Linked DNA regions of Mus musculus: regions 2, 3 and 4 are each linked to region 1. A link is a loop called in an ENCODE intact Hi-C map of the cell type or tissue named here. Cell type or tissue: left cerebral cortex. All regions are shown on one strand. Links, peaks and the distances in the headings refer to the core of each region. The heading gives the core; the rest is flanking DNA.

Evidence for each region. Peaks named below come from ENCODE experiments on the same cell type or tissue, not always from the same donor. Only the 100,000 strongest peaks of a DNase experiment are listed, where the experiment ranks them.
Region 2: it touches region 1 in a loop (3-fold over the local background); 5 of 42 quality-filtered maps call a loop at or near these places.
Region 3: it touches region 1 in a loop (2.5-fold over the local background); 6 of 42 quality-filtered maps call a loop at or near these places.
Region 4: it touches region 1 in a loop (8-fold over the local background); 27 of 42 quality-filtered maps call a loop at or near these places.

Annotation. Positions count from the first base shown.
Region 1 is chr10:128,891,466-128,899,433 of GRCm38, reverse strand. It overlaps Gdf11 (growth differentiation factor 11), which reads left to right and starts at 7,716. Exons shown (of 3, transcript NM_010272.2): 1 at 7,716-7,968. The coding sequence starts at 7,749. It also overlaps a transcript of Cd63 not described here. In left cerebral cortex, for the core only: a CTCF peak has its summit at 3,773 (motif pointing right); DNase peaks (open chromatin) are centred at 3,266 and 3,791; H3K27ac peaks cover 349 bases.
Region 2 is chr10:128,973,267-128,981,234 of GRCm38, reverse strand. 9030616G12Rik (RIKEN cDNA 9030616G12 gene) reads right to left here. Exons shown (of 2, transcript NR_152816.1): 2 at 3,122-3,632. Among named protein-coding and RNA genes, the nearest start is that of 9030616G12Rik, 6.1 kb to the right of the region's middle. In left cerebral cortex, for the core only: a CTCF peak has its summit at 3,533 (motif pointing right); a DNase peak (open chromatin) is centred at 3,520.
Region 3 is chr10:128,622,975-128,630,942 of GRCm38, reverse strand. Rps26 (ribosomal protein S26) reads left to right here and starts at 4,437. Exons shown (of 4, transcript NM_013765.2): 1 at 4,437-4,467; 2 at 4,703-4,880; 3 at 5,606-5,736; 4 at 6,307-6,414. The coding sequence starts at 4,465. The coding sequence ends at 6,342. Ikzf4 (IKAROS family zinc finger 4) reads left to right here. Exons shown (of 8, transcript NM_011772.3): 8 at 1-100. In left cerebral cortex, for the core only: a CTCF peak has its summit at 4,024; DNase peaks (open chromatin) are centred at 2,889, 4,105 and 4,411; H3K4me3 peaks cover 1,401 bases; H3K27ac peaks cover 1,122 bases.
Region 4 is chr10:128,841,107-128,849,074 of GRCm38, reverse strand. Sarnp (SAP domain containing ribonucleoprotein) reads right to left here. Exons shown (of 11, transcript NM_025364.3): 5 at 2,492-2,543; 6 at 765-838; 7 at 286-314. Among named protein-coding and RNA genes, the nearest start is that of Sarnp, 23 kb to the right of the region's middle. In left cerebral cortex, for the core only: a CTCF peak has its summit at 3,402 (motif pointing left); a DNase peak (open chromatin) is centred at 3,358.

The sequences.
Region 1 (7,968 bases), core at 2,806-5,305:
GAAAGGAAAGAACTCACTATGTAGACCAGGCTGGCCTCAAACTCATAGATATCTGCCTTTCTCTGCCTCCCTCCCAAGTGTTAGAATTAAAGGTGTGCACCACTATGCCTGGGCATATTATCTTTAGACTTGTGGGAATTAAATTGACTTTGCTTGCTGAGCAGTGGTGGCACACACCTTTGATCCCAAATACTCCAGGGGCTGAGGCAGGTGGATCTTTGTGAATTTGAGGCCAGCCTGGTCTACAGAGTGAGTTCTAGAACAGCCAGAGCTATACAGAGAAACCCTGTATCCAAAAAAAAAAATTGTATTTAATTAATTAGTTAATTAATTAAAAATAAAACAACTTTGCTCTGATGGGCTGAGAAGGTGGCTCATTGGTGGATAGAATTGACTGCTCTCCCAGAGGACCCATGTGCAGTCTCACACCAGGTGGCTCACAACTGTCACTCCATCTACAGGGGATCTGACACCCTTTCTGCATTCCATGGGCGCCTTCATCTTTCTGCTGAGACAGAGCACAGATGAGCATTTAATCAATGAGACAAAAGCAAAGCTATGTGTTTGCTGGTTACTTTTTTATGTCTAGTCCCTGGGACTGAAAGCCAAGGACACTAGGCCAGGGCAGAGAAAGAACTCATCCCATGGGTGAGTCTAGTCCTAGGCCATATGGTCCTGCCTTTAAGATGTTTACGGGCAGGGCAGGAGAGATAGTTCAGCTATCAAGAGAATAGCTTGTTCTTCTAGAGGACCATGGTTCTGTTCCCAGCATCCACATGGTGGCTTACAACTGGAGCTCTAATTCTAAGGGACCTGGTTGCCTCTCTGGACACACGTGCAGTGCACTCACATACATTCAGGAAAGATACTTAGAAACACAAAATGGGGGCTGGTGAGATGGCTCAGTGGGTAAGAGCACCGACTGCTCTTCCGAAGGTCCGAAGTTCAAATCCCAGCAACCACATGGTGGCTCACAACCACCCGTAATGAGATCTGATGCCCTCTTCTGGTGCGTCTGAAGACAGCTACAATGTACTTATATATAATAAATAAATAAATAAATCTTAAAAAAATGGAATCCTCACATAATGTTTAAAAAAAAAAAAAAAGAAACACAAAATGAAAACAAACAAATCTCTTTTTAAAAAAGTAAAGACTTTTGCAGACACAGACAAAACTACAGTATGGTGTGATGCCTATAGTGAGGAGGAGGCCTGGATCCTGGGTGCTGCTTAGCACAGGGCGGTGGGCACAAGAGAATGTCAAAGTACCTAAGATGCGCTGAGCATGACGGCACATACCTTTAATCGCTGTACTCAGGAGATCATTATAAAGAGATGTCTGTGAGTTCAAGCCTTATCCACCTAGCAAGTTCTAGGCCAGCAAGGGCCACATAGTGAGATCCTATTTCAAAAGCAAACAACTCTAAGGTGGCTGTCAAAGAACGAGGGTTTTGTAGGAGGCATACTAAATGCTGCACTCAAACCGGTCAGGTTCCTTGCATAGGTGTGGAGTTTCAGTGAGAAAGCCAACAAAGAGGAGAAGTATCAGAGTGGGAATCAGCAGGGAATGTTGGTAATGCCAAGGCAGACTCCCTGGTCCTGGTTCTTTTTGTACCTTACACACACACACACACACACACACACACACACACTCTTCTGAGCCACTACTTTGATCTTTACAGCCAAGTACTCTCTCCTGACTTCTCACTGAGATTGGGTTTTCTTGGAATTCTGCCTCCAGTTTCCCTCTCACCAGCTTCCCTCATCTAACAGCTCAGCCCCTGCTTTCCCAGTGCCCAGATCAGCCCATCTGTCAGCATTTTGACATCTCTGGAAGAATAAACATTGAGCTCTCTCTCTCTCTCTCTCTCTCTCTCTCTCTCTCTCTCTCTCTCACACACACACACACACACACACACACACACGTTCCCCACTACCCCCACCCCCACCCCCTTTCCAGGAATATGATGTCTCCTGCTGGAAGGCTCTCAAGTTAGGATTTCAAGACTCTGGGAAGAAAGCAGTATGTAAAAAAGACACAGAAAAGGTGGGGATACCTGGAAACCCCCAGGCTAAAAAGGAAAGGGTAGATAGAACTGGTGGGCTGACATTCCTTAAGAAGGCTAGGGAAAATTGACTGGAAATTCAGAGAAGGTTCTTGGGAGGGGGCAGCTGGAGGCAAAGAAAGCCATGAATGAGCCTTAATGATTCTTACAGACTTCAGATTGTTCTAGACCTTCTTGATCACCACTACAGCCCCAAACACAAACTCTTTGGATCCTTCCTCCCAGCCCCCAGCTTCTCATAGAGAAGAAGCTAAAGAAGTTAGAGGGGCTGCCAAGGGACCCGGGCAAGATAAGTATAGGGTTTGGAGAACATGATACAGGAAGGGGCAATAATTACACAGTAAGGTCCTCTTGGGGACTGCAGGGTTTGTGGGCAGAAGACTTGGAAGAGTCCACTTCTCCAACACACCACCCCAGCCAGGAAAAGCTGCTCCACACCCCTAGAGAGGCACATACTAGAAGGGAAGAGAGTAGGGAGGTAAGCCTCCAGGGAGGTCCTCTCCCCCCACCCCCTGCTCCTACAATTCAACCATTTCACCCTCCTCACCCACCCCAAGGAAGCCCCCAAGTATGGAAGAATAAAGCCATTAGCCCCAGAGATAAGGCTTTTGGGGGGAAAATGGAGATAGGATTAGGGAATACTGTGTACCACTGCAACCTGACCTCGCCTAATCTTAGAAGCTAAACGGGGTCAGGTCTGGGGGGGCACTTGTGTGGGAAGAATGGGGAAATTCTCTCAAAGGAGGCAAGAAAAGTAGCTTTCTCCAAAAGCCCAGCTCTAATGTACAGGGCAGGAAGGGGTGCCGCAGATCAGGGAAGCAGTGTATTCCTCATACCCCACCCCCACTCCATCCCACTCTCCACCCCCGTAACAGCACCCTTGAGCCTTGGCCTCGAACACTGGCAACAGACTCCTCAGGAGCAGTTCTTGCTTCTAAGGCTGTTAACAGACCGCATACCGGAGAACGCACTTCCATCCCTCTACCGGCTCCCTCCCCTAGATACTTGCTTCCTTTTCACCCGTAGCTCACAACCTTCAAACCTAAATACCAGCCTCAAGACCCTTACCCACATTTGCTATGAACCAGTCAGGACCTGGAAGGAGGCGGGTATGGAGGTCGCTCTGGTAACCTAGGAGAGGGGCACCCCTAGCTGGAAGGCAGTTACCAGGGAGACCAGGGCAGTGAGCTGGGATCCAAGCCAGGGTTGGCACATACCGGTATAAGCAAAGGGTGGGTGCGTGGGCTGTTTGGTTGGCGGGTGACAGGGTCTCTCTAGGTAGCCCGGGCTGACCTTGACTTATAGCAATGATCTGCCTCACACTCTCTCTTGACACTTCGGCTTACAGACTTGCGCTATCACCCCAGCAAGCAAAAGTCTTAATGTTCTGCTTTCTTCCAACTCCTGTCCTATAAAGCAACTAGCGCCCCCTTCTCACGACTAGGTCTGGGGCAGACGGAAAGCTAGGAATTACTTTATGCGTCTTAGAGGAATCATAAGGGACCAAACCTGAGAGAAGTCAAGGAAAGAAGTGACTCTAGGAGGGGTTGAGGAAGAGACAAAGCTTACTCTTTTTCAAAACTTCGCCTGAAGATGTTGTTCACCAGTACAGCGTTTGCCTACGGTACTCGGGTTCGAGGTTGGGGAAAGGTACTCCTGACTTGAAAAGTCTGAAGGGCAAGTATCAAAACCACTGGTCTGACGTTTCATGTTATTCCACCAGAGGGCAGTCTTGTCCACTTAATGAATTACTAGTCCTAGCGATAAAGCCAGGGAGTGGAAATCTGTCGAGCAAATTGTTGAGTGCTTTCCTGGTATTTGGCCTATAACAACCCCTTGTGGACAAAATTACACAATTTTCTTCACCGCCACCACCACCTAGGTTCACTCACTGAGGGTCATTCAACCTTTAGTTAAGGCTGCTAAGAAATACATTCGTGAAAAGGGTTCTGCTGTTGGGTGTCCCAGTGTGAGGTTGCAAGCACAGTAAGAGGTGACGAAGGCTGACTGATACTATTAGAGTGCTTTGTCAGACCTCATGCTTCAAAAATAGCTGTGGATTCTAAGGTGTAAGGGGCTTTAATAAGCTGGGCTGGCAAGGCGGCTCAGCAGATAAAGGTACTTGCCATCACACCTGATGACCTGAGTGTTTGATCCTGGAGACCCAGCACATGGTAGAAAGAGAAAACTTACTCCATAAAATTATCTGATCCTTTTGTGCATTCTCCTAACCCCCACTCCCGCCTGGCATGCACACACACACACACACACACACACACACACACACACACCTTGTTCAAGTTCATACAGCCAGAAAGGAAGGTTGCTGGGACTTGGCATACAGGCATCCTAGATCTATTAGAGAAGCTACAGTAAGAAAGGGGATTCCTGAATGATTTATCTAAAAATTTCCTCTACACCGAGACCTAGTAAAAGTACAAATTTGGCCAAGAGATTTGGAGACTGGAAGTTGGATGCTAGGAATTAAGCTTGGGCATCACACTCAGCTCCTGAACTCCAGCTCCAGCTGAGAAGTGGGTCCAAGGAGAACACTTGGATGATAAAACAAGATTGGAGTGCTACATCCAGGTACGTAGTCTGTGTACATACTGCCATTCATCAAGTGAAGCCTGCAGGATAGGGCACATCTGAGCAGAGAGAGCTTCTGTACTTGGTCTGTGATGTTTGAGGAGCCTCGGGTCCCCTGGACTGGAGCGTTAGCAGGTATTATGCACCTACTGTTTGCTTCTCTCGTCTTTGACCTTCCACTCGATACAAGTTTGAGGAGGAAGTGAATGTAAGTTGTCCATTCTCTAAAGAAGCAGAAAGGGGCAGCACCATTTCTGCTCTCAAAGTGTTTGTGTTTTCAGAGACAGGGTCCCACTAGATCACCCTGGCTAGCCTGGAACTCTTTGTGTAGACCAGGCTAGCCTCTGCCTCCTGGATTAAAAGCATGCTCCACTACACTTGGCTGGTTTGCAATTTTTTGTTTGTTTTTGTTTGGTTTGTTTCCTGAAGAAAATAACATCAAAGTAATAGGTTTGAAAAATGGGAACGCAGCAGAGTATGCGGTAAGAACAATCAGGGCTCTGAGGGATCAGAAAGGGACAAAAGAGGATCCTGAAGAAGAAGCCCTGACTCCCTGACACTCTTGGCCGGCTCCGAGGTAATCCTCACAACTAGTTGAAGGTAGAAATTATGGTCTCCATTTATAGATAAAGAAACTTGATGATTGCTCAGTGGAAGAGTTCTTGCTTTGTATGCACAGCCCCTTGGTTCTACCTCACCCCACACCCAATTCAAGGTACAGGGAAGAGAACACAGAGAGAGGGAGAGAAAAACTTGGTAAGTTATCGACACTCCCATGTTTTGGTCCAAAGCAAGGGAGTAATGAGAAGTTTCTGGATTGTGTTCCATTCAGTCCCTGTTCTTCTTCTTTTTTCTTTTTTAATATTTATTATGTTTATTATATATAAGTACACTGTAGCTGTCTTCAGACACACCAGAAGAGGGCATCAGATCTCTTTACAGATGGTTGTAAGTCACCATGTAGTTGCTGGGATTTGAACTCAGGACCTCTGGAAGAGCAGTCAGTGCTCTTAACTGCTGAGCCATCTCTCCATCCCTAAGTCCCTGTTCTAAATAGGAATAGGTCATGTATTCAGAGCTTCTCACCTACCCTGCTTCTCCCTCACAGCTGAACCCCAATAGTTACCCTCATTCCACTCCAGCTCCCAAACCCAATTCTGTTCTTTTGTTTATGCCTAACTAACTTTAACATATATATATATATATTTTAATTAGGGTTTAATTCCAGAGAGGAAACCAAAAACCTTCTACTTGGTCCAAGAATCCCAATAGTGAGGTCTATACATTTTACATTTATCTATATATTTTTTTGAGACAGGGCCTTCCTACTGACATTTATACATTTTGTTCAGTGAACACTGCGCGAGACACTGGAAGAGCAAATCTCAACCCCCTAACATTTTCAGTTTGCCAAGGGATCTTCAGAGACATGGGTCAAGGCATGCTTATACAGAGAGCTCTCTGGAGGCTGAGGCAGGAGGATAACTGAGTTTGAGGCCAGCCTGGGATGCATCTGAGACTCTGTCTCAGAGGATAGAGGAAAAGGAGAAGAAAGGGTTTAGGGGAGGGGAAGAGGGGGAAAAAGAGAAACAGAGACCTGGGAAGAGGGAACCAGCAGTAGTGGCTGAGCACACCTGTACACTGTCTTCCTCGTGTACTGAGCTGTCTGGCTGCGCTTAGGACCACACCTGAAGACCATGGCTGGTCCCATTCCAGAGTGGCTCCCCTTGGGGTTTGCTATCTCCACATTAGACATCTGAGTATAGACCCTGCTCTTACCCTTACGCCTAAAACTTCAAGCTTTCTCAGACATGTAAGACCTTACAAACACAAAGACGTAGCTAGGAACCCAGAGAGAGGGTCCAGATTCCTCGCCAAGCACCACTTTCAAGCCCTACCTCATCCCTCATCTGGCTCTTCCCCTCATGGCTCCCACCCTTTCCAGCCCGATCACGATCACTCTCTTTGTTCTATTAAACCTCAATCTCAAGATCACAGGCCTCCTAGATAGTTTTCTTCCGGGCTCAGTACTTGTCAACTTCTCAGCTTGTCCCTGGCCTCTTCCTCTCCTGACCGCCTTCATCCCTGTGATAAATCAGCCTGATGTTCCATTTTATGGGTTCTTTAAACATCCTGGGCTACCTCTGGTAGCTGAGGCTATTCTTCACATCTCCACCTCTTCCCCTTGGGTGTCTCTTTGCGCTCCAACCAAGGCTGACTTGTGTGTGTTACTTCCTCCCCTGGTCTTTTCTCTGCACCTGCCTCCTCAGGGGTTGCTACCTCCAAGGTATCCCCTGTCTCTGCCTCTCCCTCTTGCGCAGGGTACCATCAGCTCCCTCTGACCCATCCGTTCTCTTGCCCACCTCTCCTGCTCTCTCCTGTTCGACTCCGTAGAATTCGGTTAGCCACCCCTCTTTGCGCTCTACCTTTGTCTTTGACTCTCTCCACTCTTAACTGTCCCACTAGTTTTTCTGGTCGTCTTCAGTCTTCGCTCTTGCTCTCTAGCTAAGTCTCTCCCTTCTGTGACTTCTTTTCTCTCTTTTGTCTCTCCCTCTTCCCTTCCTATCTGGGTATCTTTGGATCTGCCTCTTCCCCCACCCCCAACCCCTACCCACCGCTCCGTCTGTCCCCGATCTCTCTGACTCGGTCCCTCACGGCCTCTCCCCCCCTCCCCCTCATCTTTCGGTCTCTTCATCTTTCTCTGGACCCGTGCTCGCTCGTGTTCTCTCTCTCTCTCTCTCTCTCTCTCTCTCTCTCTCTCTCTCTCTTTTCCTCGGTTCTCTCCGGCTCCCTCTCTCGCCTCGGATGACAGCGCTACCTCTTTTGTTGGCTCCGCAGCCAATCGCGGCCGCTGACGACACGGGGGCCGGGGCTATAAAGGGCCCGGCCCGGGCTTGGGCCCCCCCAGCTGCCCGCCCCGGCCGCCCGCCCGCCCCGCCCGTGCGCCCGCCGCCCCCGGCCCCCGGCCCCCCCTCGGCCGGGCAGCCCCCAATCCCGCGCCGCCCGGACCCCCTCCTCCTCCCTCTTCCCTCCGCCCCCTCCCCGCGGGACTCCGGCGTCCCCGCCCCCCAGTCCTCCCCTCCCCTGCAGCATGGTGCTCGCGGCCCCGCTGCTGCTGGGCTTCCTGCTCCTCGCCCTGGAGCTGCGGCCCCGGGGGGAGGCGGCCGAGGGCCCCGCGGCGGCGGCGGCGGCAGCGGCGGCGGCGGCCGGGGTCGGGGGGGAGCGCTCGAGCCGGCCGGCCCCGTCCGCTCCGCCGGAGCCGGACGGCTGCCCCGTGTGCGTGTGGCGGCAGCACAGCCGCGAGCTGCGCC
Region 2 (7,968 bases), core at 2,381-4,880, 82 kb before region 1:
GATGCCCTTAAGGCAAGCATTCCCTGAGTGCCAGAGAACAGAAAGGGGTGTGGGGAAGCCCAGGACAAGGCCCTGGGCTATAGAAATATTTACTCACAGAGATTTACTCTCACCTCAAGTAGGAAGTTTCCACACACATACTCCTGTGTGGAATGTGAACTGGTAGGGGGACGTGGCAAGAGTCACGGAGCAGGAACTGAAGAGCAATGGGAAAACAGATGGGACCAGCAGCTATTGACCAACATCACAGAGGTTAAAAATGAATGCAACATTACCAAAAGCTCAGTCCCTGATGCAGTAGGGCGGTGTGTGTTATCAGCCACAGCTCAGCCCCTGGTACAATAGAGCTGTTTCTGATGTCAGCCACCCCTAGTGCAGTGGAGCTATGTGTGATGTCAGCCACAGCTCAGTCCCTGGTGCAGCAGGGCTGTGTGTGATGTCAGCCACAGCTCAGTCCCTGATGCAATAGGGCTTTGTGTGATGTTAGCCACAGCTCATCTCCTGGTGTAGTGGGGCTGTGTGTAATGTCAGCCACAGCTCACCCCCTGATGCAGTAGGGCTGTGTGTTATGTCAGCCACACACAGCTCAGTCCCTGATGCAGTAAGTAGGGTTGTGTGTGATGTCAGACACAGCTCACCCCCTGGTGCAGTGGGGTTGTGTGTGATGTCAGCCACAGCTCACCCCCGGGTGCAAAGACAAAGATGCTGATGAACATAAGGTTGACGCCTGGAAAGAATTGGTGCCACTCTTGAGGAGACACAGGTATGTGCCTGCATACAGAATTGTGGCTTAGTATTTTCATATCTTTCCACAGCAGGAATGAAGGTGGATTTAAGTCAGTCCCAGTTGCATATATAGGAACATCTATGAGAATCCTGTGCCTCTGCCTAGTAGCTGAATTGGTCCCTTAGAGAAATTCTGTAGAATTCTGATCCATTATTTAAAGGATTGTATTCCAATATTCAAATATTTCTGTGTTTTCTGTGAGCTAGCCATAAGTCAAAGCCTTAGTAATAACACCAAAGGCCATCTTCAGTCTTGTCTCAAGCTCTACAAAGATTCAGTCCAAGGTCAGTTTTAGAACAGTTTCCTCTAACTAGACTAGCTATTTGTATCTGTCTTAAGACAGCTTTATGAGTAAGCTGCTTTAATTTACAAAAGTTGTGCAAGATTTCATTCTTTTTGATTATTCTAGAGCAGTGGTTCTCAACCTTCCTAATGCTATGACTCTTTAATACAGTTCGTCATGCTGTGGTTGACCCCCCCAACTATAAAATTATTTTCACTGCTACTTTATAACTATGATCTTACTACTGTTATAAATTGTAATGTAAATATTTTTGGAGATAAAAATTTATGTATGTATTTATATATGTATTTATGTATGTATGTATGTATTCCTTTACAAACATGCTCTTACATATTGCCATTGAGGCATATATATATATATATATATATATATATATATATATATATATAATATATATATATATATATATAATATATATATATAATTTAAAGCAGGCTTTATTTCATTGGCATGCTAAAGAAAACTTATTTAAATTTATCTGACTTTCACAACTTAATTTGGGATTACTTTATATCCATCCACAATTTCCTACAAGAAACCATTTAGTGATGGAATGTGACTGTTTTGACAGAAAGCAGATCTCTGATTTTAACAGATCAGGAAAGGGTTAATTGTAAGGGGGAGGGATTGTGGAGGATACATATTGGTTATGGTTACATGACTATGCATTTGTCAAACTTTATACTGTTAAGTTACAATCTTACTGCACATAAGTTCATACTTCAGTAAACATGATTCAGAAGCTGAAACTTCCCTCACAAATGACCTCTTGAGTCTAAAATAGTGCTGTTGTGCTGGACTTTTCCCAAGAGATCATGACACTCACACACAACTGGAAAAGGCGTTGACCCTAGGTCCCTTCCTGCCTCTCCTGGGCTGAGGTGGGTTGGCTTGGTTTTTTTGTTTGTTTGTTTGTTTGTTTGTTTGTTAATGAAAATGTTGAGTGAAGTTCTCATTTACTGTCTAATAAGAGCTCCTGAGAGAACCACTAGCCTCTCCACCCGCCTCTCCACCCCAGATCTTATTTACTCCTAACTTGCCTCCAACCAGATGCAACTTAACGATTAGCAAATACTTTCTCCCTCAAACTGCTAAGTTAAGTTTTAATTAATTCCCTGAGGTCACCCTCAGCTTCCTGTCTCCTTTAGGCCTGTTCCCCAGCCTCATAGCCCCCAGGGCCTCTGCAGCAGTAATTACCTGCTGTAAATGAGGGCATCTCTGCACAGAGCAGCAGTAATTACAGCCACAGTAACTTCATAATTATTTTTGTCCCTCAACACTTAAAAAAGGGAAAAGTTTGCTGTTCAGCAATGAGCAGAGGAGCATCCGAGTAACACCCAGTTTGGTTCTCAAGTCTGCCTGGTGTTGGGCCTTGAAGGCATTTATTACTGCCTTTTTTCAGTGGTAAGAAAACTAAGAGCCAAGTGACTGCAAAGCTGTGTGGTGTGTGGTCCATATAGATGGAACTGAGACTTGAATCCAGAGGCCAAATACCTAGATCCCAGTACAGGATACTCCCTGATAATGTACTCTACCCTGATTACATTCGGGTTCTCTCTTTTCTCACTAGATCTGAGCCCACATCTGTTGCTTGTCCTCTGAACACCCAGATCCTTACAACATCAGGAGACCGTTGTCCTACAAAGCCTCTAAACACCTACTTGTTCTCTCACATCTGCCTTGCAGCCAGCAACCAGGCTCTGGGAGCTGGAGAGAATAGGGCTGTGGAGAGGTTATTAATTCCAGAGACAGTCCTCACCCCCCACCTGCCACCACACACACACACACACACACACACACACACACACACACACAGAGTTCTGCCAGACTCTGCCCACTTCCAAGCCACAGCTCCCACCCTCACTATTTACATTTACTTACACAGTCCATAAGTGCAACATATTATACAAAAGAGCAATATGGCAAAGATCTAATGATAGAAACAAAAGAGAAAGAAAATCATTTTTTAAGGTAGTGATATAAAATGGAGTCAGGAAGAAAACTAAAAAACATCCTAAGACCTTCGTATGTGTGGGTCCCAAATTTGGCTCACACTTGTTTAATAGCCAACTCCAAAAGGACAGTATAGTCCATTCCAGAGCTAACAGTGTCCGTGATTTAAAATAAAGAGGAGAGAGAGCTAGCTATCTTTGGAACTAAGACCAGACAGAAGGGTCTCCCAAGGACAGTCCTGGAAAGATGACTGTGGTCTCAGCCTTGACAGTGAATTTTCTGGGGTCGATCTAACAGCTGCCCTCAGCAGAGCGTGTACCATTGCAGCAAAGGCCCTCTGTGGCTGTGGGAGGGGCCGGATGCATCCTGTGCTCTGCGGCTTCGTGATGGAGCTTGACTAAAGGCAGAATTTCTCATCCTTCACTCCACAGTCATTGGAGCCTTAGTGTTGTTCCACGCACACTAGAATGTTTGCCCTCTATCCACTAGATGTCAGTAGCAGCCTTCCACCAGATGCCACCAAGCGTCTCCTGGGGGACAACCTCCGCCACCAGTTGAGAACCAGAATAAAAACTGCTGTTACCATTTCTGTTTGGACAGAGAGAGGCAACAAAAGGGTTCTTATTTTATTTTTATTACTTTTTACTGTTTTATTGAGGCATAATACAAGAACCATAAAATCCACTCCTTTAACGTATTCAATTCCGTGGTTTTTTTAGAGGATTCACAGGGCTTTCCAACCATGGCCACTAACCAATTTTGGAAACTTTTTTCATGATGACAAAAGGAAACTTTGTACACATAGCAGCCACCCTGCTTCCTTCCCTCACCCAGTGCCTTGACTGGCAACCACTAACCTAGTGTCTCGCTATAGACTTATATATTCTGGAGATATCTTACATAAGAGAATCATTCTGATTTGAGGTATAGGACTAGAGAGATGATTCTGCAGCTAAGAACACTGGCTGATCTTCCAGGGAACTTGGATTTGATTCCCAGCACCCACATAGCTCCTCACAGCCATCCATAACTCCAGTCCCAAAGGATCCAATGGCTTCCTCTGGCCTCCACAGTAACCAATCATGCAAGCAGCACAGACATACATGCAGGCAAAACATTCATACACATAAAATAATTTTTCTTAAAATGTAGTATCTTTACATTTTATTCAGTTTTAAATTAAAATATAAATACATCACTTTCCCCTTTCCTTTTTCTCCCTCCAGGTACCCCCCTCCCAGCTCTTCCCAGACCTCCCTCAAATTGATAGTCTCTTTGTCTTTATTAGTGTTACATGTACATAGATGTGTGTGTATACAAATATGTAACTACAACCTGCTGAGTCCAGTTTGTTGTTTGTGTGTGTGTGTTCTCAGGACTGACTACTCTAGAAGCTAATTCTCCCTCTCAAGTGTTCGTCAGTTGCCTTCAGTTCTTTGTCTAGGGTTAGGACCCCATAAAATTTCCTCCTTTCTATGTCAGCAAGTCCACTGATATTACCACTGTTTATGTCTTGTTATTCAGCCATTCTAGGAGAGACTTTTCACAGCAGACTTCCTGGTACTCTGGCTCTTGTCATCTGTCTATCCCCTCTGCCACCACGTTTCCTGAGCTGCAGATAAAGGGACTGTGGTGATGTGGTGATGTAGATATATCTTTTTGGCCTGGACTTTCCACAATCTGTTGGTCTCTGTGTGGTGTCCAGTTGTGGGGTTCAGTGGTCTCCATTCGCTGTAAAGAAATGCTTTTTTGATGAGGGGTAGAAGCTTGTACTGTGGATATTAGGATAAGCTTTAGAATGTAGAAAGGAACCGTGCTGGTCTAGGAAAGTGGCAGGAAAGCCCTCTGCTAAGGTTCAGGATCTCGCTCGTTGGTGAAGTTCACTAGGTTTCTAGTAGCAAACATGATTTCCCTCCCACTGAGTATGCCTTAAGCCCAATTAGACACCAGCATAGGAGTGCACTTATTGCATCTTCAGGGATAGATTGCTGTGCTGGTCACTCACTGGTCATAGGTGTTACAGCTTGCATAATATTTCTGGTACCATGGAGGCGAGACCACAGGAAGGCTCTCAAGTTAAATCCAGAGCTCCAGTAACCCAAACCCTGGTCCTAAGTCTATGGTGTCTTCAGCAATCACATTTAACCTCTGAGAGGCAACAAAGGGCCACATCATTAGTCTATACTGTCTTGGAAGTCATCCAGACTACCCTAGCTAATGATTTGAAAGACTTCTCATGCCTAATACTGGGGCCTACGTTCACCTATAGTCCTTATGGGGAGTATTGTCAGCCTAAGTTAATTAATGTCATTTAGTACATATAATATATTAATATATTTATGTTACATATTTTATATATTTTATATAATATGTTACATTAAATATTACATAGTAAATATGTTATATGTTATATGTTGCATGTCATATGTTATATGTCATATATCATAAATTGTATATCGCATATCATATATCATAAATCATATTATATGTTATGCATTATGTATTATATATTATACATAATACATTATGTGTTATATATTATATTGTATATTATGTATTATAACTATACATTATACATTAAATCCTATACATTATTCATTATAGTATATATTATACATTCAATAATACATTATCTAATACATTATACATTATACATTATGCACTACACACTATACATTATGCATTATACATTATATTAAATATGTTGATACAAATATAATTTAATATAAATTAAATGTATATGTGCTCATATGTGTATACACATAAGTTGTATGTATTGTGTGTCATTTGGGATAGTTATAAAATAATATTATTCCTTGAGGCTTGGAAATTAGCATTGAATATTCTAAAAAAAAATAAATAAAACAAAACAAAAAAATCCCTAAAATAAATCTACCACACGGCCCAGCTATTCCACTTGTTGGCCTGTGGCCAAAGGACTCAACATCCTTTGATTTGCCCTTCAACTCTCCTTTTTGTGTATTCACCTCCCTCCCTCCCCAGTTGGAGCCCCCTCTTCATTTTTAAGCTTCCTACTGAATATCTCCTGTATCCTTCCATTCGCCTCTCTAGTACCCTACCATGGCACAGTGATATTTTCTTGGTTTCTGCAGTTACTCCACACTGTATACTCACCCTGAAGATTTGAAGCTAGAATCTGCAGTTGAGAAAAAATGTGAGACTTTTCCCCCAGATCTGAGCTACCTTCTTCAAAATAATCTCTTCTCAGTCTGTCCAATTACTTGTAATTTTATTTTCTTTGAAGTTGGGTAGAATTCCACTGTGTATAGTTATCACATGCTCATTAACTGTTCATATTTTGAAGGACAATTGGATTGTTTCAGTTTTGCAGCTGTTGTGACCATGGTGGCAATGAGCGTGGCTGAACGAGTGTCTGTGGAGTAGGATGTTGAGTCCTTTGGCCACAGGCCAACAAGTGGAATAGCTGGGCCGTGTGGTAGATTTATTTTAGGGATTTTTTTGTTTTGTTTTATTTATTTTTTTTTAGAATATTCAATGCTAATTTCCAAGGTTCGTCAACATAGCATGTATGAGTCCTTCAGTCTTTATGGCCAAATGATACTCCTCTATATGGATACATTCTCTGCTATATGGATACATTCTCTACTATGTGGATACATTCTCCACTATATGGATATATTCTACTTTATTTGTCTGTTCATCCATTCTGGGGGCATCTGAACTGTTTACACACGGGACTTCTATGAGCAACTGTGAACATCCACAGACAAGTTTTTCTGTGAACCAATGTTTTCAAATTTCTTGGATACATGCCTAGGAATAAGATCACCAAGTCATGTAATAACTCTAGGCTTAGTGTATTAAGGAAGTGCCAAACAGTTCCCCAGAAAGGCTTCACCTGTTTACATTCCCACTGACAGTGAATTAAGCTTCTAATGGTCCCGTGTCCTCACCATATTTCTTACTTTGTTATTTTGATCATCATAGTGAATGTGAGTGGCATTGCTGACTATCCTCTGTGTGCTTAAGGCTATTTATGTCTCTCCCCTGGAAAGACATCTGCACAAATCCCCTCCTCCATTTTTTAATTTTGAGTGCAAATACATACGGAGGCCAGAGTAGCAGATTCTCTGGAGCTGATACTCCACAGGCAGTTGAGAGCCACTGGATTGTCCAGTGGGCTTTTACTACAAGAGTAGTGGGTCCTCCTAACCACTGAGCCATCTTTCCAGTCCCCTCCTCCCATTTTTAGTTAAGGTATTTCTCATTTTATTATTGACCTGTAAGGCAACACTGTGTATTCTGGGCACGATGCTCTTCTAAGTTATAATTTTCATAGATATTCTGCTCTGTGGCTTGTCTTTCCACTTTGTGGAAGATGACATTAAAAACATAAAAATGTAGTTTTGATGTTTACGACTATAAATTTTTTCACTGACCCATCAGTTATTTAGGAATATATCACTTAACGTCTATATTCTGTGAAAGTCTTAGCTAGGGATTTTATTGCTGCCATGAATCACCATGACCAAAAAGAAACTTGGAGAGGAAAGGGTTTATTTGGATTACACTTCCGTATCACAGCTCATCATTAAAGGAATTGAGGACAGATACTCAGATACTTAAGCAAGGCAGGAACCCGAGGCAGGAGCTGATGCAGAGGCTGTGAAGGGGATGCTGCTTACTGGCTTGCTCAATTTCCTTTCTTATAGAACCCAGGACCACCAGCCAGGGATGGCACTACCCACAATAACCTGGACCCTCCCCCACAATCAAAAATTTAAACAATGGTCTACAGGCTTACCTATAGCCCAATCTTATGGTGACACTTCTAACTGATATTCTCTCCCCTCGGATGACTTTAGTTTGTGTCAAGCTGTCATAGAACTACCTAGCACAATATTTGTCTTAATCAGTATTGTACTGTCATGATGAGGCACTG
Region 3 (7,968 bases), core at 2,686-5,185, 270 kb after region 1:
AACATACTGTAAGTAAATATTTGTGTAATGGAGAAATACTACTGTAAGTTTTGTACTGTACTGGCTGAAGGTCTGTTATAAATAAACACGAGTAATTTAACCCCTGTTTGTTCTTGAAGACTCCCTTTCCCTTGTTTTCCTTCTGGGAGGGAGGCAGACTTCATACCAACTATTTCTCTGTTCAAGACTTAGACAAGTCTAAGACTGAGAGGAAACCAGACAACACTACTGAAGTTGTTGGTCTAGCAGAACAGATTTTTTTTTTTTTTTTTTTTTGGTTTTTCGAGACAGGGTTTTTCTGTGTAGCCCTGGCTGTCCTGGGACTCACTTTGTAGACCAGGCTGGCCTCAAACTCAGAAATCTGCCCACCTCTGCCTCCCAAATGCTGGGACTAAAGGCATGCACCACCATGCCCGGCGTCAGAACAGAATTTTTTAAAGGCAGGGCGTCTCTCTTTGTAGCCTGGCTAGTCTGGAACTTAAAGGAATCTACCTGCTTCTGCATCCCAATTTCTGGAATTAAAGGTGTGGGCCACCGTGACTAGCCTGTATTATTATTTTAATTTATTTTAGATTATACTTTGATTATAACATTTCTCCCTTTCTTTCCTCCATATACCTAGCCCCAGTTTCTTTCAAATTCAAGGTCTTTTTTTCTTATTATTATAATAACATAATGATTTATATTATTATTATTATTATTATTATTGCACATATGCATACATGTATATAATATGCATATATTCCTAGATATAGCCTGTTCAGTCTGTATAATGCTACCAGTATGTATGCATCAGTGTTTACCATTTGCTACAGGATAACCAGTTGGTATGGTCTTCCCTGGGGACCTCTCTCGATTTGCCCCCAGCTTTCTCCAGTTGCCTGCACTTCTTTGTGCGGGACTGAGGCCCCATGGGCTTTTCCCTATTCAATGTGATGTGTTCTTTGGTATCATCCTTGTCCAACCTGCATTTGGGCAGTAGTATTGGTAAGATTACATGGGTGTGGTTTCTGATGCTGCAAAGGAGACACACTCTCAAGGCAAACTCCCTGATCCTCTGGCTCTTACAGTCTTTCACCCCCTCTTCTGCAATGCTCCCTGAGCCTCAGGTGCAGAAATGTTTTTGTCATTGTATCCATTGGGACTGTGCTCCACAACTCTGCATTTTGATTGGTTGTGGTTTTCTGTAGTGGTCTCCATCTGTTGTAAAGAGAAGTTTCCTTGATGAGGGGTGAAGTCTATACTTTGTAGGTGTAAGGACAAACGTTTATAGATTGTTGCAAGGGATTATGCTGGCATAGTAAATTAGAAGTCATAGCTTGCCGGGCAGTATGGCACACGCCTTTAATCCCAGCACTTGGGAGGCAGAGGCAGGCGGATTTCTGAGTTCGAGGCCAGCCTGGTCTACAGAGTGAGTTCCAGGACTGCCAGGGCTACACAGAGAACCCTGTCTTGAAAAGAAGAAGAAGAAGAAGAAGAAGAAGAAGAAGAAGAAGAAGAAGAAGAAGAAGAAGAAGAAGAAGAAGAAGAAGAAGAAGAAGAAGAAGAAGAAGAAGAAGAAGAAGAAGAAGAATTTGTAGTAGCTTCTCCTCCAATAGCCATGGCTTCACTAGCACTGAGTAGTTAACTAGCTTTCCATGGTCCCCCTCTCACTGACTGGTTCTTTTGGTTTTTTTAAAGATTTGTTTATTTATTATATGTAAGTACACTGTAGCTGTCTGCAGACATTCCAGAAGAGGGTGCCAGATCTCCTTACGGATGGTTGTGAGCCACCATGTGGTTGTTGGGATTTGAACTCAGGAGCTTCAGAAAAGCAGTCAGTGCTCTTAACCCCTGATCCATCTCTCCAGCCCCTCACTGACTGGTTCTTAAGTCCAACCAGAGAGTTGTTGGTTACTGTGAAAATATGTGTGCCACTACTGCACCTTAGGGTTATATGCCATGCTGGTCATTGATGTGGTTAGTGGGATCATAGCAGGAGAACTTTAGGTTGACTCCCTCAGATGGTGCCCTCTGGTACCAGGAAAGCTAGATTTCAGGGAGGAAATATTCAGGTCAGTTCCACCTCAGGGGTCTCTGGGCCTTGCTTCTGACATGCTTCCTGTATTCAGAAATAGCAGGAACATACCTTCCATCTCAGAGATAACCAAGGGCAACAGGAAGAGGCTGCTGCATGCTTGAGAGTCTCTTGGACAACCCTGGCCAACACCTCAAAAGATGGATTCTCTTTTTGGTATTGTTTGGTACTGGGGTTTCGTTGGGTGGTCTTTAGCTCTCAGAGGGAGCACCATCAGCCCCGGTGAGAAGATGCATTAAAAATATATGTGTGTATTTATTCATGGGTTGATGTGTATTATAGGGTTTCTTGGTAAGTAGGTAATGCAGTATAATTTTTTGTGGCTTTTTACAGAAATGTTTGTTTTTTTCTTTTTGGTTTTTTTGAGACAGGGTTTCTCTGTGTAGCCCTGGCTGTCCTGGAACTCACTCTGTAGACCAGGCTGGCCTCGAACTCAGAAATCCACCTGCCTCTGCCTCCCAAGTTCTGGGGCTAAAGGCGTGTGCCACCACTGCCTGGCAGAAATGTTTGTTATTTCATCCACTTCCTTCTTCTGTATTTACCTCCCTCCCTTTTCCCTAAAGAGGTCCCACGTCCCTATCAGATCAATTGTATACTACTAGTCTCTTTTGCCTTCTTTGAATCTTTTTCGGAATTTACTTTGATCTTCCTCCCTAAGGAACACCTCCCTTCCCATTTCCTTGATCAGGTCACATGTACACTGCCGCTTCCCCCGCTACTGCTCCCCAACCCCCGATCCTGGCAGTGGTTCCACTTTACTCTCCCACTTCTGCAGTTGCTCTAGGATATATGATATGTGAACTCACACCTGAAGGTTTGCAGCTAAGAGCCTCCAATGACAGTGACTTTCCAGGTCTGGGTTACCTCGTTCAGGGTGATCTTTTCTAGCTCCATCCATTTACCTGCAAGGTTCATGATTTATGTGTGTGTGTGTGTGTGTGTGTGTGTGTGTGTGTGTGTTTACAGCTGGACAGCATTCCACAGTGTATATGAACTACATTTTCACTACGTGTTTGTCAGATGTAGGACATTTAGGTTGTTCCATCTCCTGCCTATTGTGTTTGGAGCAGCAATGAGCGTGTCTAAGCAGGTATCTGCAGAGTAACATGTTGAGTCCCTCTGGCATATGCCAAGGAGAGATATGGCTGGGTCATGTGATAGATTTATCTCTTGAAAGTTCTCCACACTGATTTCCATAGTGACTATACCAGATTGCTATCCCACCAACAGTGAGTGAGTCCTCCCCATCCTCTCAGTCATTTCTTGTCAGTTGTTCCATTGATCTTTGCCATTCTGACCAGAATAAGGAAAAATCGCAAAGGTATTTTTATTTTTTATTTATTTATTTTATTATTTTTTTTTTTAAATTTTTTTTTTTTTTTTTTTTTTGGTTTTTCGAGACAGGGTTTCTCTGTATAGCCCTGACTGTCCTGGAACTCACTTTGTAGACCAGCTGGCCTTGAACTCAGACATCCGCCTGCCTCTGCCTCCCAAGTGCTGGGATTAAAGGTGTGCGCCACCACGCCTGGCTGAGAAATATCTTAAAAGAAGAAAGTTCATCTCTAGCAATTAGGGAAATGAAAATCAAAAAAAAAAGAAAAAGAAATTCAAGGTCACACTTGGCTAACCAAATAAGTTCCAGGTCAGCCTGGACTACTTGACTATGTTTCAAAATAAATAACTATCTGATAGACTTGATCAGTTAAATTGTGTTGGTACATACAATGTACTAACTACAGTGCTTCATCTGTGTTAATAGGATCTGGAAATAAAATGGTGGTCCAAGCCCAGCGTGGTGGCCTAATCCCAACACTCGAAGCCTCTATTTGGAAAGACGCATTTACAAATGGTTTATTTCTCCCAGGTCTTCTATTTCTAATTCCTACACTTAGAACACATATTTCAAAGAAATAAATCATGGCGTCTTAAGGTGGTTTAGCGCCGCCTTTAGTCCGTCTACTACGGGCAAGAGAGAACCTCTCCAAGTCGTACTACAACTCCCACAATGCATCTCTTTTGTCCTCCCACACTAGGGAGTGTGCGTCCGAATTCTGGATAACTTCCGCTCTGGAACTATCGTAAACCGGATGTTATAGAGCCTTGTAATCACTTCCTGGTTTGGGAATGTAACATTTTAATCTTCCGCCGGAAGGTTAAATAGTTCCACTGATATTTTTCGTCATAGACCATTTCTAGGGACTTATCACAACCCTACATTTCACAGGAAACTCTAAGTAATTAGGTAAATTCGAGCATAATAGCTGCTAGGGAGTAAATAGAATTACAGGTCGCTGAGGGTTTTTTTTTTCAGCGTGAGCGTAGGAATCTCGTACTATATAAGCGGGTCGGGCAAGCCGCCGGATCCTCTTTCGAGTCTTGGCTCCAAGATGGTGAGTGTCGCCGCGTGGTGAGCGCGCGGGCCTGGGTACTGGGGTAGAAGTAGATCTATGGACGGTAGGGACCTGAAAGTCAGAGTCTTGGAGGAGAAAGTGACAAAGGGTCCGTCCAGCCCGGACTTGGCGTGCTCGGGACTTGTACGGGTCTCTGTCGGGGCTGCGGGCGGCGGCCGGCCAGGAAGGGCTGAATTCTCGCCCCCTTTCCAATAGCGTCTCTTTCCATTCTCAGACCAAAAAAAGAAGAAACAACGGTCGCGCCAAAAAGGGCCGCGGCCATGTGCAGCCCATTCGCTGCACGAACTGCGCCCGGTGCGTGCCCAAGGATAAGGCCATCAAGAAGTTTGTCATTCGGAACATTGTAGAAGCCGCTGCTGTCAGGGACATATCTGAAGCAAGCGTCTTCGACGGTAAGTGAGCCACAGCCGTGATTTGTACAGGGACGAAGAGTGAGGAGGGTGTGTATGGCTCGTTGTCTTCAGCTTGGGGAGAAGGTGCCTTTTGTGGCACAGTAAGCAGGCCTAATGATGGGGTTTTAACTTGGTTTTTCTCTTGGGGTGGAGATTGAGGCTCATGCATGGTAGCCAAACCCCTGCATCCCATCCCTGTGAGAGACTGCCTATTTAGGAGAATCTGAAAAAGCATAATTCTTTAGTTATTGAAAAAAATTGAACAGCTTTTAAAACGGGCAAAGACTGGTTTGGGCAGTTTGTGACTTGGTTTTTGGCGTCTCAGAACTCACTGTGTAGACCTACTCAAGAGATCTTCCCTAGTGCTGGGATTAAAGGCGTGCACCACAGCACCTGGCTGGCTTTTGTCTGTTTGTTCATTGTTTTGTTTTTTTCTTGACCTAACAGTAGTAACCATGAGGCCTGCCAGCAGAGTGAGACTCCCTAACTTGAGCTATTCTCATATTGTGTGGCCCACTTTGGCTTTGAGGATGCCTTGGCCTTTTGAGTGGCAACCTCTAGCCCAAGAGTTGAACTCTTGGTGTATGTTGGGTGTGGTGTTGGTTTCTCTGGTTTTCATTGGGTGTCATTTATCAGTAAAACTTGGAGGTTAGGGTAATCCTGACCAATAGAATAAGAGAATCACAGGAAAGGGCGTCTGTCTAATCTGCTTCTCGATTTCTCAGCCTACGTGCTTCCCAAGCTCTATGTCAAGCTGCATTATTGCGTGAGCTGTGCCATCCATAGCAAGGTTGTTAGGAATCGATCCCGCGAGGCCCGGAAGGACCGAACACCCCCACCACGATTCAGACCTGCTGTAAGTAAATTATTTTAACTTGGGACATACATAGTCTTACCCAGAGAAGTATCCATTAAGGTCTTATTTAGTCTGTGTGGCAGCTACGACCTACATTTAAATTTTAAAAATGCTTGTCTGTTTTGCATAACCTGAAACACTTTTAGTGATGCTAGGTGGGTGGTGGTTGGTTTCTTTGGTTTGAGGTGCTGGGTCCTCAACTTAATGCTGGTAAGTGCTCTACTGTGAACTACATGGGTGGGTGGGTTTGGTTTTTTTTGTTTTGTTTTGTTTTAAGAAGTCTCGCTGGAAGCCAGGCGTGGTGGCGCACGCCTTTAATCCCAGCACTCGGGAGGCAGAGACAGGCAAATTTCTGAGTTCGAGGCCAGTCTGGTCTACAAAGTGAGTTCCAGGACAGCCAGGGCTATACAGAGAAACCCTGTCTCGGAAAGAAAAAAAAAAAGAGGTTTCACTGGCCTTCGCTCACCTAGGACTCTTGATTCTTCTGCCTCTAGAATGCTGGGGTTAAGTAGGCAACCGCAGCAGATCCGAGTACCTCATTTCTAATTTAGCTCATCTCTTGTTTTTCAGGGCGCTGCACCTCGACCTCCACCAAAGCCCATGTAAAGAGGCCGTTTTGTAAGGACGGAAGGAAAATTACCCTGGAAAAATAAAATGGAAGTTGTACTTTACATGGCATCGGAGTGTGTTTATGTCGAGACTCTTGTGTGCGTTTCAGGGGGTCCATAGTGCAGAACTTGGTGCTTTGGGCTCTGTACACCTTATTTTCTAAGGCATTCTCTGCAGGCTGGCCAGCAGTGAGCTCCATGGATCCCGTTTATGCTGCCTGGACTCCCAGCAAGCCATGGGATTACAAGTGTGTTCACTGGGCTCAGCTTATGGACAGGGTTCTGTGGATCACCTGGATCCTTGTAAGACTTAACAAGCCAGGGTTTCTGTTTTTATGGTGCAGGGCACTCACTGGTCCCCGGCCCTACAGACTTTAATGTGACCATAGGATGTTAAAGTTTTAAGCCAGTTTAATTTGTTTTGAGGCATGGTCTCATGCCTTCATGTCTTGCTGGCTTTGAACCTAGATGCCTCAGTACCTGTGAGTCAACCATCTCTGGCTAAGTTGACCACTTAACCTTTATCTGAAAGGAGGCCAAGCTTTGACTGTAGAGCACAGACTGGCCTTCACCCTCTCCCCTCAGCCTCCTAAACACTGGCATTTGCAGGTAGTGAAACACCCACCCACACCCCCACATACACTCCTGGTAGGTACCTGGTAACTTAAGAGCCTGGTAAAAGGTCATTATCATAAAGAGAGGATTTGGAAAAGTTTCAAAGACAATAAAAGTGGGGAGAGGGAGTGGAAGAGATAGCTCAGCAGTTAAGAGCACTCACTGGCTGCTCTTACAGAGGACCCAGTTTTCGTTCCCAGCACCTATGTAGCAGCTCTTAACCTCTGAGCCATCTCTCTAGCCCCTTGTTTGTTTGTTTGTTTGTTTAGACAGGGTTTCTCTATGTAGCTCTGGCTGTCTTGGAACTTACTTTGTAGACTAGGCTGCCTGGAACTCACAGAAATCCAACTGTCTCTGCCTCCCAAGTGCTGGTTGGCACTCCAAGAACCAAGAGACTGGTTCTCATGCCTTGGATCCCAGCCCTGCGAGGCAGAGGCAGGTGGATCTCTGTGAGTTCAAGGCTAGCCTATTCTACAGAGCTTCACCACTACCAGCTAAAGGCATGTACCACCACCCTGTCCCCAAATGTCAATGTGGAGATGCACATCTACAGTGAGGTACACAGCTGCACTCTCCATATTCAGGGTGCTGCAGCGATGGTTCCCATGAATTTGAAGCCAGCCTGGGCCATGTAGTGAGTTCTAGGTCAGCCTCGACTGAAGAGTAATAATGTTTTTTGCTTTTTTTATTTTTGGTGTTTGGTTTTTACCAGACAGGGTTTCTCTGTGTAGCCCTGGCTGTCCTAGAACTAGCTCTGTAGATCCAGGTGGCCTTGAACTCACAGATTCTCCTGCCTCTGCCTCCCAAGTGCTGGGACTAATAATATTGGCTTTAAAAAAAAAAAAGCTAATTTAAAAACAAAAGGGGGAGTTGGGCGTGGTGGCTCACGCCTTTAATCCCAGCACTCGGGAGGCAGAGGCAGGCGGATTTCTGAGTTTGAGGCCAGCCTGGTCTACAGAGCGAGTTCCAGGACAGAGCTATACAGAGAAACCCTTGTCTTGAAAAAACA
Region 4 (7,968 bases), core at 2,108-4,607, 50 kb after region 1:
AGAGCACTAAAAAAGTACACATAGTTTTATGCTAGTAAGACACAAAAATAAATGAACAAGGTACTAAAGATTTCTCAGAAGTCCTAAAAAAGAAACCCAATGGTGCGATCTCCTCCCCATAACTTCAGGACGTTCTCTCGATTATTCATGAGGTCTGAAGGGTACAAATGCAGAGCCTCTTAAGGGCTTCTAGAGCCAACAAAGTTATCTAATTTGGAGGAATGAAATCTATAGTCAGAAAAAAACCCAAAGTAAACTTTCTCAGAAGAACCTCTGTATTCTCACCTTTTGTTGGAACTGAAGAAATTCCAAACCTGTAAGAAGAAAAAACAAGCTAAATTTTAGGAAGCTGTTCACACCCTTAGTTGTCTGTGTCCGTGTCAAGGGTGCATGACACTTCTTTCTTGTGATCTCAAACTTTGCAATCATTAGCTAATTCTAACAACCCCATGAAAGAGGTTCAGTTTACTCTCCTTCTCACCAACAGTCCAGGAGTCCACTAAACGAACTCTTCAGACTCAGGAGCAGCTGCCAGTTCCTGACTTTTACCTATCATAAAAACCCTGACCAAAGATGGCAAAACTCAGTGAAAGCTATAACATCCAAATCAGCAGAAATGTCCTGAGTATGACCCAAACTGTATTCATTAAGTTCAATGAAAACACTTCTACTGAAAACCAACAACTATAACAAGAAACAAAGATCTGACCCCCTACACCACCATAACATTTCTATCTTGTATCCAAACAGGTAGAAGCACTCACCTAGCCGCCCGGGCAGCCTTCTTACTCTCCAGGCTTACAGGTACATTGAATCGTTCAGCCCTCTTCTGCATTCTCTAAGTGATATTAAATGAAAAAATTAAAACTGTAATTTCTTGTTTAAAAAAAAAATTGGTTATGGTCATTTCTTAAGATCTAACGGAAATACTGACAACTTTAGACCATATCAGGTAGCAGCCATTCTAAGGCTTAACACAACAATTGTTTCTAGAAAGCAATCAATCAATTAATCTCTCTCTCTCCCCGTATTCACATTCTCAAAAACAAAAAGAATAAAATCCATATTCTACACAAACCCCAAAAGTTCTATCTTGTTTGAAAAAGTGTATCTTGGGGGGGGATAGTATATCAAAGGAGCATATTGGTTCCAGTACAGGTAATCTAAAAACACCACCACCACCACCACCACCACCATCACTTCCTGCCTGAATTCTAAAAGAAGTGAATAAATCTCAACTATAAGCCAGGCATAGAGGTACACTCCCAGCATTCAAAAAGCAGAAGCTGGTGGATCTCTGAGTTCGAGGCCAGCCTGGTCTACACAGTGAGTTCCAGAACAGCCAGAGCTACACAGAGAAACCCTGTATAAAAACAACAACAACCCCTCTACCTTGAAAGTACAAAACTGAACACAAGATCTCAAATGAAACCTGATTTCAAACATCTTGAGATAGAATCCAAAGAAATTTCACTCTCACCAGCTAACAACTAACAACTTAAAGGAGTATCTGCCATTGCTATTTTTCCAAAGTACACACAATCCTCTCAAACTCTAATCCTATACCTATAGACTTATTAAGTTACTATTAAGGCTACAGTGGTATATGTAATCTATGACAGCTTAAAGATAACAACTCACTATGCCAGTCCAAATATTTTCCTGAGTTGGTGGAGAAAGAAACATCAATTGTCAATATTCCCCTAATTCCCTTAAATAATTTGTCTATGAATAAATTATTTACATGGATCAAACTCAGGCTTTAGCCACAGAGATCTTTACCCAGAGTGCCAACTTAACAGCCCTAAATGAAAATTTTACATAATGATGATGACAGAGAAAAGGTTAAAAACAGGAACAGCCAGGCATGGTGGCACATACCTAGAATCCTAACACCCGAGATGCTGAAGTACAAAGATTTTGTTTGGGGCCAACCTGAGCTACAAAGTAAATTGCTATTCTAAGGAACAAAAAATAAATATAAAAATGAGAACTCAGTAGTTGAAAGTGCAGGCTGTGCAAGTCTGATAACAGGAGCCCATGTAAAGGCAGAATGTGCTAGTATACAGCTATAAACCAAGTTTTCCTGTGGCAAGATGGGAGGTTGTCATCTTCTGGAAGCTCATGGGCCAGCTAGCCTGGTGTACACATCACAGCACTGGAAACAAGAGTCCTGACTAAGTTCAGCAAGATAGTTCAGTGAGTAATGTTCTTTAATGCCAAGCCAGACAACCTAAGTTTTATCTCTGCAACGCACATGCTAGAAGAAAAACCAATTCCCCCAAGTTGTCCTCTGACCTACACAAGCGCACTCGCACACAAACACGGCTCCCCCATATATAAATAAAATGTAATTTTAAAAAATGTTTTTAAAGGAGAGACCTCTACCTCAACAAAGTGAAGGCAGTCCTCTATCCACACATATACCATGGCATTTATGCATTCACAGCCCCACCCACACCTCAATTAAAATTTAAAAAAGAATACTTACTTCAGTCTGAGGTATCCCAGATGTAATCTTTACCACCTTCTTTTCCGATGCCCTAAGAAGACAGATTTTTAAAAGTCAGAAAACTGCTATCTTAACCCAAAGCATTAGAAATGTGCAAGAATCACCTGAGTTATATCCTCTGCCCCACATGTGTCTACCACCCCTTAATCCAAAGAAACATGAAGTCCATAACAAGTCTGACTCCTTGAACTGTCATCAACTGAGAAGAAAAATTAAAATAAAACTAAGTTATTTTAACTGAAGTTCGAGACCATAATCAGCAAAGAAGTCAGGCTAAAAATACAGGGATGAAGGGACACACACATAAGTCATTTCATTTGCTTTTAGACACTTTATAGTTACTTTTGAACTAAGAACTGTATCTCCAACCTCCAATTATATACAAACTCAATTTTTATCACAATATTTAACTAGCGCTGAACCAGCCCTGATTTCCTTCTTTTATAAGTCCCTATTGCTCCCGTGGGATTGTAGCTCTAGCTGAAACCGTCAAAGCAGAACAAATAAAAATGCCACAGGAAGTGGGTGGGAGAAGAAAGGCTGAATTAGGAAAACATGGCGAGTTACTGGTCAAAAGGCTTAAGAGAAAACAAAAGAGGGGGACCGCAGGGGCAGGAGACAAAGTTCGGAAGTCCCCAGGATAAATGGAAGGGCATTAACTCTCCAACAAACAACTCCCATAAAACTGCGGGTCATAACCAGTCTCATTAAGGTCCCTTATTTAGAGACATGGGCAGCTTTTGTTCCAATATCCCAAACACTTTTCCCATTTGATGCCCTGAAAGGTAGTAATGGTTTAATGACATTTTCAGAGGAAGCAATTCTGGAACCTGATTCTCCTCCATCTTTTTGTTGGAAGTCCTTAGACTAACAGGCAAGCAAAGAATGCCCCCTGCTGACCATAAGGAAGTCCTACAATATTTGTTTTGGCTCAGGAGAAAAAAAAACTTAAAACAAGATAGAGAAGTATATTTACACATAACTTCAGGCGTAAGATGATGTAAAGAGATTTCCTTTTGGATATACAAGGGATTCTAATCAGCCTTGGAATATTCAGACTGTTTGCTAACTCTCCATTTTTTTTTATTGCTGTTGTCTGAAACATGGCCCCTTTCATTCAGCCAAAGCTATCTTCAAACTCCTAACTCTCCTTCCTCCACTTCTCTAATGCTGAGATTACAGGTGTGCACTACTATACAATCCCCTACCTTTTTTATCTTTTTAATGCTGGGTGTCACCTTATAACCCTGGCAGGCCTGTAAATTCCTATATAGAACAGATGGCCTTGAACTCTACTTGCCTCTGCTTCCTAAGTGTTGGGATTAAAAGAATGGGCACTGCCAGACATGGTAGCACTCACATTTAAGTCCTATATTTGAGAGGCAGAGACAAGAGGTTATCTGTGAGTTCAAGGCAAGACTGATCTATATACTAAATTCCAGAACAGCCAGGGCTACAGAGACCCTGCCTCAAAAAACAAATACCAGTGCTCAGGAGGCAGAGGCAAGGACAGCCTTGTCTACAGAGCAAGCCCCAGAACAGCCAGGCTGTCTCACAAACCTTGTCGTGAGACAAACCAAACAGGCCTGATCCACCAGGCCCAGTAAAACTGTTTTTAATGAAATTGGACTTCAAGTAAAACATAAACTTTTACTTCTTTTTTCCTAAGACAGGGGCAAAAGCTAGGTTTGGTGGCACACACCTTTTAAATTCCAATCCTTGAGGGGCAGGGAAAGCCAGAGCCAGTCTTCTCCATCAACATCAGGATAATGACTTCCACGTTTTGATTTGGTTTATTTTTTTGTTGTTTTTGAGACAGTACCTCAAATACTTGGCTGAGAATGCTACCAACTTCTGATCCTTCTGCTTCCACCTCTCTAGTGCTGGGATTATTAACACACAACACTGCATCTAGTTTCACTGAGAGCTGGGGACTTAACCCAATGTTCACATCTTGAAAAACAATCATTACAGTAAACCTCAGAGTAAAAAGAGAACCTGAGAGGGAACTTCTCATATTATATTCCAATTCCCTTAGACACATTAAACCCAAGCAATAAATGCACATCACACCCTCACAGGATTCATGGGAAATTTCTATTCTTAATTGGCTAATTTCTCTATTCAGTCACATACAAAATTATTTCCCTAAATATAAGGACTCAAAATCTTTCCATATAATTTTGCCTAAAACCATAACTATTTCTCTGCAAAGCAGTATTACTATATCCAATTCTGTTGGTATAATTCTGTGAGTTCAAGGCAAGACTGGTCTATATACTTAATTCCAGGACAGTTTTTAATGTCTTTCTTGCAAAATCCATTAAAAGGATTAAAGCCATTAAAAGAGATTTATACTTTACATATTCTTTTTTTTTTTTTTTTAAAGATTTATTTATTTATTTATTATATGTAAGTACACTGTAGCTGTCTTCAGACACTCCAGAAGAGGGCGTCAGATCTCGTTACGGATGGTTGTGAGCCACCATGTGGTTGCTGGGATTTGAACTTCGGACCTTCGGAAGAGCAGTCGGGTGCTCTTACCCACTGAGCCATCTCACCAGCCCCTACTTTACATATTCTAATATGACCCATTTTCAAAAAACCTCTTTACTTTTAACCCAAACAAGCTAATTACCGCTACATTCATTTGCTCTTTATTCCTGTACCAGAAATCCCCAAACTACTTTAAAACTATTTCACTAAATCATTTTCTCTAGGTACTATATCTAATTATAAAGCTATATTGCAGGCTGAGTATAGACTGTATACTTAGTATACATGAGGTCCTCAGTTTAATCTGAGGATAAAAGTGGGAGTGGGGAAAATTAAATTAAAACAAAAAAAAAATGTTCTGGAAAGTAACTGTGGTTTGAACAGTAACAGCTACAAATTCTACAAGTAGGCCCCAAGTGGGATTAGATGGTATGGCCTTGTTGAAAGTCCCCCACAGGCTCACAGATTTCAATGTTTGGTCACAAGGGAGTGGCATTATTAGCTGTGCCTTGTTGGAGGAAAGGAGGGCTTTGAGATTTCAAATCCTCAGTCCAGGTGTATTAGAGTTCTCTAGAGTCACAGAACTTACGGAATGTCTCTCCATTTATCGTGAAGATTTACAGTCCGTTGTCCATCTAAGCCAACAATGGGCTGCTGTGGATGCCAAGTGCAAGAATCCAGTAGTTGTTCAGTTCCACAAGGTTAGTTTTTTAAGCTACTTTTCTGTAGAAGTAGGTTCTAACAAATGTGCTGGCGAGTAAATGCAAGCCGTTGAAAAGGAGTGGATCTTCCTTCTTCCAAGGTCCTCCAGCAGGCCTCCAGCAGGCGTGGCCCAGATTAAAGGTGTGGATTTGGTACTTGCTCTGTCCCAAACTGACCTTGAACTCAGAGATCTCCTTGCCTCAGTCTCCTGGGATTACAGACGTGTACTACCTTTCCTGGACCTAAGCTTTTCCTGGTCACGATGCCTCAAGATCTCCATGCCAAGATCCAGGTCAGAAACTGTCTTTCAGCCTCAAGATCTGGTTCACAGGTGAGCCCTCCAATTCTGGATTGTAGTTCATTCCAGATATAGTCAAGCTGACAACCAAGAATAGCCATTACAACAGGCACTGTCTCTGTCCCCCCAACCCCTTATAGGAGTGAAAACAGGCATTTAGGAAAGTTCTTCATATAACTTGCTTGTGCCTTCAGGACCTGCTCAGCCCAATAGCGTATAATTCCACTTGACAATAGATTGCTGCTGAGCGTGTCCTACTTTATGACTTTGTGGGTCCAGTAACACCCAGATAATGATGGGCAGTTCAGGTCATATGGTAATTTGGTGGCCCATTGTCAAACCTTCAGTTTCCACTAAGGCCCAATAGCTGGCCAAGAGCTGCCTTTCAAAGGGGAAAAATAGTTGTCTGAAGATGATGGTAGAGCCTTGCTCCAAAATCCCAAAGGACTCCTATGATTCACCTATAGGAGCCTGCCAATGGCTCCAAACAGCATCCCTATTTGCCACTGATATCTCAAGTACCATTGGGTCTGCTGGATCATCTGGTCCAAGGGGTATAGCAGCCTGCACAGCAGCCTGGCCTTGTCATAGAGCCTTCTTCTGGTCCCAGGCCCCACACAAAGCTAGCAACGTTCCCAAGTCACTTGGTATATGGGTTGGGAGTAACACACCCAAGTGAGGAATCTACTGTCCCCAGAATTCAAATAGGCCCATTAAACATTGTGTTTCTTTCACAAGGAATATTTCTGCATGCCTCACACCACTGAACTCCTAAGAATTTCAGAGGTAGAAGGTACTTGAATTTTGGCTGGATTTCCTATCCTGATACACATATATGTTATCAATGAGTTCAAAGTAGTTGCTAACTCCTGCTCACTTGGTCTATTCAGCATAACATTGCCAATATAGTGCACTTAGACGAGCAGATGATCAAGATCCCTTCTAACTAAACTACGACACAGGGCAGGAGAGTTAATATATCTTTGAGGCAAAACTGTGATGGTGTACTGCTGGCCTTGCAAACTGAAAGCAAATTACTTCTAGTGGTCCTTATGGACAGGTATTAAGGAAAAGGCATTTGCTAGATCAATAGCTGTATATCAGAAACCAGAAAGTGTGTTAATTTGCTCAAGTAAGAACACCACATCTGGTACAGCAGCTTCAATTGGAGTTACTACCTGATTTTTTTTTTTTTTTTTTTTTTTTTGATAGTCAACTGTCATTCTCCATGACCCATCTGTCTTCTGCACTGGCCAGATAGGAGAATTAAAGGGAGATGTGGTGGAAACCACCACCCCTGCGCCTTTCAAGTCCTTGATGGTGGCACTGATTTTTGCAGTTTCTCCAGGGATGAGATACTGATTCTGATTCACTATGTTCCCTGGCAGAGGCAGCTCTAAAGGCTTCCATCCAGCCTTTCCAACCATAAAAGTCCTCACTCTACAGGTTAGGGAACCAATGTGAGAATTCTCCCAACTTCTAAATATATCTATCCTAATTATACATTCTGAAACTGGGGAAGTAACCACTGGATAACTACTGTGAGTCAGACATCAGCCAAAACTCCATTAATCACCTGGCTTCCATAAACCACTATTTTAAATGGGGTTAAACAACGTTTCTTGAGATTTTCTGGAATCAGCATCAATTCAGAACTAGTATCCAAAAGTCCCCCGGAAAGTCTAATTGTTCCCTTTCCCCCAGGGTAGTTATCCTTGCAAAAGGCCGCAGGTCTCTCTGGGAAAGAACTGAAGAAAGGCTAACTGCAAAACTTTTAGGTATCTTATCAAGGTTCTTCCTCAGGGGAACCTCACTACCCCTTCATTCACTTGGTTCCAGGTCTGCAAACTGGCTCAAGTCTGAAAACTGATTCACTAGCTGAGACTGTGTGATGGTTTGTATACATTTGGCCTAGAGAGTGGGACTATTAGTAGGTGTGGCCTTGTTGGAATAGGTGTGC